Linked DNA regions of Homo sapiens: region 2 is linked to region 1. The links are chromatin contacts, found by Hi-C or POLR2A ChIA-PET in ENCODE. All regions are on one chromosome and are shown on one strand. The core of a region is the stretch at or near the end of the contact, and the rest is flanking DNA. Distances in the headings are between cores, read along the strand shown.

Region 1 (4,936 bases), core at 654-3,153:
GCGTGAGCCACCGCGTCTGGCCAAGCCTTTTGATTTTTATATTACTTTGTAAATAGGACCAGTGCACACAGAATCAGGGAAGAAAGGCAGATTGTACTATTGCCACACTACTGGAAAAATCATCTCCCAGTTTACAAAACCTCACATAAAATGGAAACCTCTACTGAAGGCCCATGTAAAGTTGTGCAGCTTGTGCACTGAACAACTCTAGAGGGTGACATTTATTTCACAGGCTATTATACTTGCTCTAATTTAAAAAGCATGTTTTCTTTTACAATTTGTATTGTATTTATACAGTGGCATTTTAGTACTTGCATGTGGTTATATATATTTTAACTAAGCATGCCACTTTATTAATTTCTTTTCCAGAAATAAGACTATAACCCCTGTCTTCTTAGTACCACAATGAGCTATCATCATTACACTAAGGTGGTTCTGAAATGCTAACAGTGTAGTCTTTTTTTTTTAAGTCTTTTGTTGATTTTTTTTAATTTTTTTTTTTTTTTTGAGACGGAGCTTCGCTCTTGTCACCCAGGCTGGAGTGCAATGGCGCAATCTCAGCTCACTGCAACCTCGGCCTCCCGGGTTCAAGCGATTCTCCTGCCTCAGCCTCCCGAGTAGCTGCAATTACAGGCATGCACCACCATGCCCAGCTAATTTTTTTTTTTTTTTTTTAGTAGAAACAGGGTTTCACCATGTTTGCCAGGCTGGTCTTGAACTCCTCAGGTGATCCACCCGCCTCGGCCTCCCAAAGTGCTGGGATTACAGGCGTGAGCCACTGCGCCCGGCCTTTTGTTGATTTTAATAGATACATGGAATATTCTACCATTAAGCAAAATTGTGTAATTCTATTTCACGGAACTTTGGAAGACAGAGGAATTGGCTGTCTCTTTTTTAGGACACTTATTCTCTCCCTGAAAAGCAACTGCACTTTTTTGACATTTGTCATCTGCATAGAGTTCACAGGCCCTCCACACCTCTACCTTCAAATCTCAGTTTTACTTTCACCTCCGATCTTTCCAGGCTTCCCTCTCTCCCCGCATCAATCAGTAGATATTATTCCTCTTTTTCCACAGGATATCTAAGTCTTAATTTTCTCTTCTACTTCCTGACCAGCCCGTTATTATTATTGCCAACACTTTCTTGCCCGGGAAACTTCCAGAGTGGCTCCTCCGACCCATCCCCATCCTGAGCGGGGAAATCTTGCTACATTCTCAAGAACCAGGAAAAGGGCCCTGCAAAAGGGTAAGTAAGATGGAGGCGGTGTTGCCTAGTGGTGAGACAGCCTGGGAGCAGGGGAGTGTGTATGCAGGTTGGTCTTTGACTCAATGTAGTACAATCTCAGTCTTCATCTCAGCCACAGTCGGCCTAAGAAGGTAGGCCACCCCAGCCCTCCCGAGGCCGCGGGCAGGGTGCGGAGGTCAGACTTCCAGGGAAGGCCAAGGGGCGCTTTAAGCAGTGAGAAGGCCACGGCCAGGAGGTGGACGCAGAAAAAACTTGCACCCTGGCTCAGATTCTTCCCGTGTGACCCAAATCTCCACTCGTGGCCCGTGCCCTGCTGCTAGACGCCCTGACCTCCGCGCCCGGAGGCCTTGCTCCCCGCCTGTGCCCAGGCCAGGCCTGGGACTCCATTGCTGCATCCCGCTCACCTCCAGACTGCAGTCGCCGCCGCCGTTAGGCCGTAGCTCCGAAGGCGGGCTCCGGGCTCCTCCAACCTGGGGGCCGAGCCAGGGCCCCGGACGGGGGCTCGCGCCGGACCGGCCGGGTCCCCGGCGGTGCGGGCGGGGTGGGAACCCCGGGGGATCCCGGGAGGGGAGGGGGTCCCGGGCCGGGGCCGGGGGTGGGGTCTGGCACCGGAGCTTTCAGTTTGTTCCGCTGTTTGAAATTGGCGCCGGCGGAGCGTTAAGGTCACGTGACGGAACGTCGCCAATCGGCGCCGGCCTTGTCTCGGCATTCCGGGCTCGAAGGCTGTGCGGTCTGCCAGGAGCTGCGGCCCCGTCCGGCCCGGGCTGGTAAGGCGGACCGCAGGCCGGCTTGTGGGGGAAGAAGTGGCCGTGGGGCCGGGGAGGGGCCGGAGGGGTCCCCGCCGCGTGGGTGGGCGAGCCGAGGGAGAGTTTGGGGACGCGCGGAAGCGGCGTGACAGGCCCGGGTCCCTGGGCCCGCTTTTCCTGCCGCGCTGGTCACGCCAGGCGACACGCCCCCGCTTCCCCTCAGGCTCCTCTGCTCCCCTTTTCAAAGCTCGGCTTTAGTTGATTTCCTCACTGGGGGAAATCGTACCCCATTTTCCCACAGTGAACGATCGTCTGCTCCCCCCGATTAGACTAAGTTCCTTTGAGGGCTGCGTATTATCTCCGCTTTCTTCCATCTTGAAAAAAAATGTCGGCACCATGAACCCTACCTCAGCGCGAAACCTGTCTTTTGCCCCTCCCGAAGCCAAGCCTTCGGATATAATAGACCGTAGTGCTTTATTTATTGACTTAGTCAACCAGTCTAGTTGAGCAACTGCTGTGCGCCAGGCACCGCTAGGCCCTGAAGATACAATGGCAGACAAGGTTCTTTCCTTCCCCTGGGCTCACAGCCCAATCCTGGAAGAGGGGCACAGACATTTTAATCAAATAAACAAATGTGGGCTGGGCATAGTGGCTCACGCCTGTAATCCCAGCACTTTAGGAGGCCGAGGCGGGTGGATCACTTGAGGTCACGAGTTCGAGACCAGCCTGGCAACATAGCGAAACCGCTTCTCTACTAAAAATTAGCCGGGCGTGGTGGTGCGTGCCTGTAGTCCCAGCTACTCTGGAGGCTGAGGTGGAAGGATCACCTGAGGCCGAGAGGTGGAGGCTATGGTAAGCCATGATCACACCACTGCACTCCAGCCTGGGCGACAGAGGGAGACACCGTCTCCAAAACAAACAAATGTTGAATTATTGCTGTAAATTGAAACATTAGAGGTTAATGATACTTTGAGTATTTACAATAACGAGATCTTGAGAGGTAGGACAGGAAAGGCTTTTGTAATGAGAGCTTGGTGTGAGATCTGATGCCTTTTACAAAGAAAGGAGGGAACTCCTCTAAGCAGAGGGAATCAGGCGTGCAAAGGCTGGATGGCAGGAGGAAGCACAGTGAGTACAAAGGCTGAGAAATATCTGAGGGGTTTGAGCTAATCGACCTGAATGGAGTGTGGTGTGAGTTGAAGCTGGAGCCGGAGGAAGCAGAGCCTTAGCCATACCGAGAAGTTTTGTGCTTATCCAAGAATTAAAGGAAACCAGTCATAAGCTTTAAGCAGAAGTGAATCCAGGTCAGATTTGCATTTTAAAAGGTCCCTCTATAGCGGGGATTGCTAGAGTGGATTAGGGCAGAACAGTTGGATGTTGCAATACTCCAGGCAAGAACTGCTGGAGCTTGAAAAAGGGTGGCAGGGAGAGAGAGAGAGGAAGAGAAAGAAGGAGACAGAGAGAGTAAAAAAGGGGCATTAAGAAAACATGTTTAAGAGGTAAAGTTGACAGGGCTTGATGGTGGGTTGGATGGGAGGTAGAAGTGTCAAGATTTTCAGCTGCATAACTGAAGGAATAATGACACTATTCCCTGACCAAGGGCCCTGGAAGATAATCACTTTGGCCAAGGGACGGGCGGGGGGTTGTCAGGGGAATGATCGTGAATTCAGTTTTTGTTTTTTTACTACAAAGCAATGCTCAGAATGAGTTTTTTTTTTAATTATATATTTATTTTTATTTATCTTTTTATTTTTTAGAGACAGGGTCTTGCTCTGTCCCCCAGGCTGAAGTCCAGTGGCATGACCTTGGCTCACTACAACCTCAACCTCCTGGGCTCAGGTGATCCTCCCACCTCAGCCTCCTGAATGGCTGGGACCCCCTACAGGCACATGCCACTACACCCATCTAATTTTTGTATCTTTTGTAGAGACAGGGTCTCACTCTGTTGCCCAGATTGATCTTGAACTATTCGGTTCAAGTGATCCTCCCACCTTCACCTTTCACAGTGTTGGCATTACAGGCATGAGCCACTGTGCGCGGCCAAGTTCAGTTTTAAACTTGTTGAATTTTTTTTTCTTTTCTTTTTTTGAAACAAGGTTCTGGCTCTGTCACTCAGGCTGGAGTTCAGTGGCACGATCTCGGCTCACTGCAGCCTCCACCTCCTGGGCTCAAGTGATCTGCCCACCTCAGCCTCCTGAGTAGCTGGGACTACAGGTGCACGCAGCCGTGCCCACCTGATTTTTTGTATTTTTTGTAGAATTTGGGTTTCACTGTGTTGCCCAGGCTGGTCTCAAACTCATGAGCTCAAGCGATCTGCCCACCCCGGCCTCTGAAAGTGCTGGGATTACAGGCGTGAGCCACTGCGCTCAGCCTTACACATGTTGAATTTGAGGTGCGTTTGAAATATCTAGTTGCTGTTCAGGTAGGTAATGGGATATTTGGGTCCCAAACTTAAGGAATTCTAAAATATATAAATATTGAAGTCATCTACTTCTAGGTGGATACTGAAATACAGGCAGATGAGTTTGCCTAAGAAAAGTATATAGAGTGAGAACAGCTCCAAAGCACAACCAGAGGGGAAGGACTTAGACAGCAGAATGAACTGACCTCTAATTAGAGCAGAAAGAAGATAGATGTTGATACGCATAGGTTTGTATATTTGCTTTCTGGAAAATGAGAGTATTTCCTTTGATGTCTTCTGTATTCTTTGTCAAGTAGGAAGTAAAGTCATTTGTTAAGAGAAAAGGGGTGTTCTGAAGTTCTAAGAAAGTGGGCAGGGTGTGGTGATTCACATGTAATCCTAGCACTTCAGGAGGCTGAGGGAGGAGAATCACTTGAGCCCAGGAGTTCAAGCAAGACCTCATCTCTACAAAAAATAAAATAAGAAACTAACCAGGTGTGGTGGTGCTTGTCTGTATTCCCAGCTATTCGGGAGGCTGAGGCAA
Region 2 (4,714 bases), core at 144-2,643, 4.0 Mb after region 1:
GGGGGTAGATATGGGGTTTTGCCATGTTGGCCAGGCTGGTCTCGAACTCCTGACCTCGTGATCTGCCCGCCTCAGCCTCCCCAAGTGCTGGGATTACTGTGTGAGTCACTGTGCCTGGCCAATTTTTGTATTTTAGTAGAGAAGGGGCTTCACCATTTTGGCCAGGCTGGTCTCAAACTCCTAAACTCAGATGATCAGCCCGCCTCAGCCTTACAAAGTGCTGGGATTACAGGCGTGAGCCACTGTACCCAGCCCTCAAAAGCTATTTTTTGACATATTAAGATTGGCAAAGTACGTACCATTTGACCCAGAAATTCTACCTTCTAAGAATGTACGCCGGGCACGGTGGCTCCTGCCTGTCTGTAATCCCAGCACTTTGGGAAGCTGAGGCGGGCAGATGGCTTCAGTCCAGGAGTTCAAGACTAGCCTGGGCAATATAGAGAAATACCCGTGTCTACAAAAATTGCAAAAAATTAGCTAGGCATGGTGACATGCGCCTGTAGTCCCAGCTACCTGGGAGGCTGAGTTAGGAGAATCACCTGAGCTTAGGATGTTGGGGCTGCAGTGAGCCATGATGATTGCACCACTGCACTCCAGCCTGGGAAAGAAAAAAAAAAGTTTCCCACATAGTCATATTACTCAATGCGTAGTCCATGAATCAAGAGCATCAGCATCACTTGAGAGGTCTACATTTCAATGAGATCCTCAAGCAATTTCTATACACGTTAACATTTGAGGAATACTGCTACAGAGTACTCATGCAGAAGAGCAAAGATATATCTATGGGGATTTAAACAGCGTTATTTGTAATATGGACAATTTTTAAAAAAAAGTTAATATCCATCAATAGGGAACAGTTAAAAGTCTAGCCAGGCTTGGTGGCACACAGCTGTAGTCCCAGCTACTTGAGATGCTGAGGCAGGTCGATGGCTTGAGCCCAGGAGTTTGAGGCTGTAGTGCACAATGATTGTGGGCAGGAAACAGGACCTCGACTTTGGACCAGATTCAAGACTGGCTGAAACAGGGAAGAGGCACAGAAAGCACTTCTCCGTAAGACACGCCCACCAGCACGACAGTTTACCATTGCCATGGCGACACCCAGAAGTTACTGCCTTTTTCCATAACAACCTGGAAGTTACCACCCCTTTTCTGGAAATTTCTGAATAACCCACTCTTTAATTTGCATGTAATTAAAAGTCAATATAAATGTGACTGCAGAAGTTTCCCTGAGTTGCTGCTCTCCACACACTGCCTAGAGGGTGGCCTTGCTCGGTAGGAGCAGTCATGGGGCTGTAAAACTGCATCCTCAATAAAGCTGTATCTTCTACCACATGCTCAGGAAAGAACCATGAGCCTTATTGGGCTAATCGCCAATTTGGGTGTTCACCTGCCCTGCATCAGTTGTGCCTGTGAAAAACTACTGCACTCCAGCTGTGACCGGTTGAGGGTAATTGTCCAGGTTCTTGGTGTTTTGCACAAAGAATTCGACAAAACACACAAACAAAGCAAGGCAATGAAAGCAGAGATTTTTTTTGTTTGTTTTTTTAATTACCGTGCCCGCGAGACGGAGTCTTGCTGTGTCGCCCAGGCTGGAGTGCAGTGGCACGATCTCGGCTCCTGGGTTCAAGCAATTCTCCTGCCTCAGCCTCCTGAGTAGCTGGGATTACAGGCTTGCACCACCACGCCCCGCTAATTTTTGTATTCTTAGTAGAGATGGGGTTTCACCATGTTGGCCAGGCTGATCTCCAACTCTTGACCTCTTGATCCACCAAAAGCAGAGATTTATTTTAAAGGAAAGTACAGTCCACAGAGTGGGAGCAAGCTCCAGCAAGTGGCTCAAGAGCATTGGTGACAGAATTTTCTGGGGTTTAAATACAATCTAGAGGTTTCCCATTGGTTCACCCTATGCAAATGAAGTAGTGGCCGACTGCCAGTCTAATTGTGGGAGGGGACCAATCAAAATGAAGAGAGTAGGCCTGCTATCAGTCTGACTGGTTGTGAGAGGGGACCAATCAGACGTACTTTCATTTTTCAAATGCCATACAGAGAAAGGAGGGTTTGAAAAGGGAGTACTCTCTGATATTCAGTCAGCATGATTCGGCCTTAGATTCCCTGCCTCCGGACCCTATTCTCCTGCCTCTCAGCCTGGACAATGTAGTGAGACTCTGTCTCTAGAAAAACACAAGAAAGTTCCGGGCGCGGTGGCTCACGCCTGTAATCCCAGCACTTTGGGAGGCCGAGGAGGGCAGATCACGAGGTCAGGAGATCGAGACGATCCTGGCTAACACAGTGAAACCCCGTCTCTACTAAAAATACAAAAAATTAGCCAGGTGTGGTGGTGGGCGCCTGTAGTCCCAGCTACTCTGGAGGCTGAGGCAGGAGAATGGCGTGAACCCGGGAGGTAGAGCTTGCAGTGAGCCGAGATCACGCCACTGCACTCCAGCCTGGGAGAGAGAGCCAGACTCCATCTCAAAAAAAAAAAAAACAACACCAAAAAAAAAAAAAAAAAAAGGAAAAACGCAAGAAAGAAAGGAAAGTGGTAGTATATCCACATAATGGAAGACTAGACAACTATGAGAAAAAGAGGTAGATTTATGCTTAGTGACATGAAAGAAGCCCAAGACATATTAGAATTGAATAATTAGAAGAAAAAAACCCTAAACTAATCTAAAAATCTTTTTTTCTTTTTTTTTGAGACCGAGTCTCACTCTGTTGCCCAGGCTGGAGTGCAGTGGTGCGATGTCAGCACACTGCAATCTCCGCCTCCCAGGTTCAAGCGATTCTCCTGCCTCCGCCTCCGGAGTAGCTGGGATAACAAACGCCCGCCACCACGCCCGGCGAATTTTTGTATTTTCAGTAGAGACAGGGTTTCGCCATGTTGGCCAGGCTGGTGTTAAACTCCTGACCTCAGGTGATCCGCCCACCTTGGCCTCCCAGAGTGCTGAGATGATAGGTGTGAGCCAAAGCGCCTGGCTTTTTTTTTTTTTTAGACAGAGTCTCGATCTGTTGCCCAGGCTGGAGTGCAGTAGCGTGATCTCGGCTCACTGCAACCTCTGCCTCCCGGGTTCAAGTGATTCTCGTGTCTCAGCCTCCCAAGTAGCTGAAACTACAGGCACAAGCCACAACGCCTGGCTAATTTTTTTTCTTTTTTTGAGACGGAGTTTCACTCTTGTTGCCCAGGCTGGAGTGCAGTGGCGCGATCTCAGCTCACTGCAACCTAGGCCTCCTGTATTAAAGCGATTCTGCTGTCTCAGCCTCCCGAGTAGCTGGGATTACAGGTGCGAGCCACCACCCCAGCTAATTTTTTGTATGTAGAGACGGGGTTTCACCATATTGGCCAGACTGGTCTCAAACTCCTGACCTCAGGTGATCCACCCGCCTAGGCCTCCCAAAATGCTGGGATTACAGGCGTGAGCCACCACGCCCAGCCTAAATATTACTTTTATAATTGAAAGAGACTCTATCTAGACCAGCCGATGGGGGAAAAATATCAAGGATGTTGTGGAGTATCTAGCTCTCATTACACAGTGTAACTTCAGTCCTTGCCAACTAAACACGAAATAAAACCTTCAATAGCTCCCCACAGCTTTCAGGATAAAGTCCAGATCCTTCAGTGTGATCCAAGTCTGTTTACTGCTTCTACCATATTCCAACCCCCGACTGCACCTACTGTTCCAGCCAGCAGAACCACCTGCTTTCTTTGCACAGGCATTGAGCTCTTTCTTCTCCAAGCATTACCACAGGTGATTCCTGCCTCTGAAATCTCTGCCCCGAATATATGATATCATGTATATGCATATACTATACAATGATCCCTAGCACTTAGTAAAAGCTCTATAAATGTTGGGTATGATTATTATAACATGTCTCATTATATTGAATTACTTGTGTACTTAATCTTGTCACTGAACTGTACACCTCTTGAAGATAAAAGATAAGGACTTCTGTGCTTTACTGTCCCGGAGCACAGGGACAGATTAAGTGCTTAACAAAAGCATGGCAGGGCGCAGTGGCTCATGCCTATAATCCCAGCACTTTGGAAGGCCGAGGCGGGCGGATTGCTTGAGCCCAGGAGTTTGAGACTAGCCTGGGCAACATAGCAAAACCTTGTCTCTACAAAAAATACAAAAAAATTAACTTGGCATGGTGGCGCACACCTGTAGTCCCAGGTACCCAGGAGGCTGAGACGGAAGGACTGCTTGAGCCCAGGAGGTGGACGTTGCAGTGAGCTATGATTGCTCCACCGCACTCCATCCTGGGCGACAGAGGGAAACTCTATTTCAAAACAAAAATAAAAACAAAATAACAAAAGTGTATGTTCAAGGACACCTTCCTAACCCTTACATCACAACTTTTCTTCCCATCTAATGTGTCTTCCTCTTTCTTCTTGGCCAAGGAAACTCATATCCATTTCTTTTGACTACATCAAACCACATGGATTTTTCCCTTCTCCACACTCCAACAATACAATAACTTTCATTTGTATAGCACATCTCACTCTTCAGAGTGTTCATATTTATTATTTCTTTTTCCTCACAGCAACCCCAGTACCAAGGACACAGGCCAGGGGTGGGGAGGAGCAGGAAAATGTTTACTAAGGGTCAACTAAGTGCAAGGCGATTTACCCACATTATCTCTTTTAATCCCTTAACAATCCTTACAGGTGGACGTTTTAATAATCCCCATTTCACGACTGTGGAAATTAGACCTCAGT

What was found. A loop is a pair of places that touch in the nucleus more often than their neighbours do. ChIA-PET counts read pairs that join two places held with the same protein, here RNA polymerase II (POLR2A).
Region 2: a map of naive thymus-derived CD4-positive, alpha-beta T cell shows a loop between it and region 1 (18-fold over the local background). The contact joins the enhancer-like site here to the promoter of FOXM1 in region 1. A Hi-C loop is called at or near these places in 1 of 168 maps with a recorded cell type or tissue (naive thymus-derived CD4-positive, alpha-beta T cell). POLR2A ChIA-PET finds 5 or more read pairs at or near these places in 1 of 52 experiments (T-cell).

The regions. Positions count from the first base shown.
Region 1 is chr12:2,875,271-2,880,206 of GRCh38, forward strand. It overlaps FOXM1 (forkhead box M1), which reads right to left and starts at 1,904. Exons shown (of 9, transcript NM_021953.4): 1 at 1,650-1,904. It overlaps RHNO1 (RAD9-HUS1-RAD1 interacting nuclear orphan 1), which reads left to right and starts at 1,953. Exons shown (of 3, transcript NM_001252499.3): 1 at 1,953-2,012. RefSeq lists silencers at 1,660-1,729, 1,770-2,209 and an enhancer at 3,793-4,746.
Region 2 is chr12:6,899,003-6,903,716 of GRCh38, forward strand. No RefSeq gene overlaps it. Among named protein-coding and RNA genes, the nearest start is that of LRRC23, 3.5 kb to the right of the region's middle. Within about 2 kb of position 1,394, at least 7 of the 41 ENCODE cell types and tissues checked have a DNase peak (open chromatin) inside an H3K27ac peak, as active enhancers do.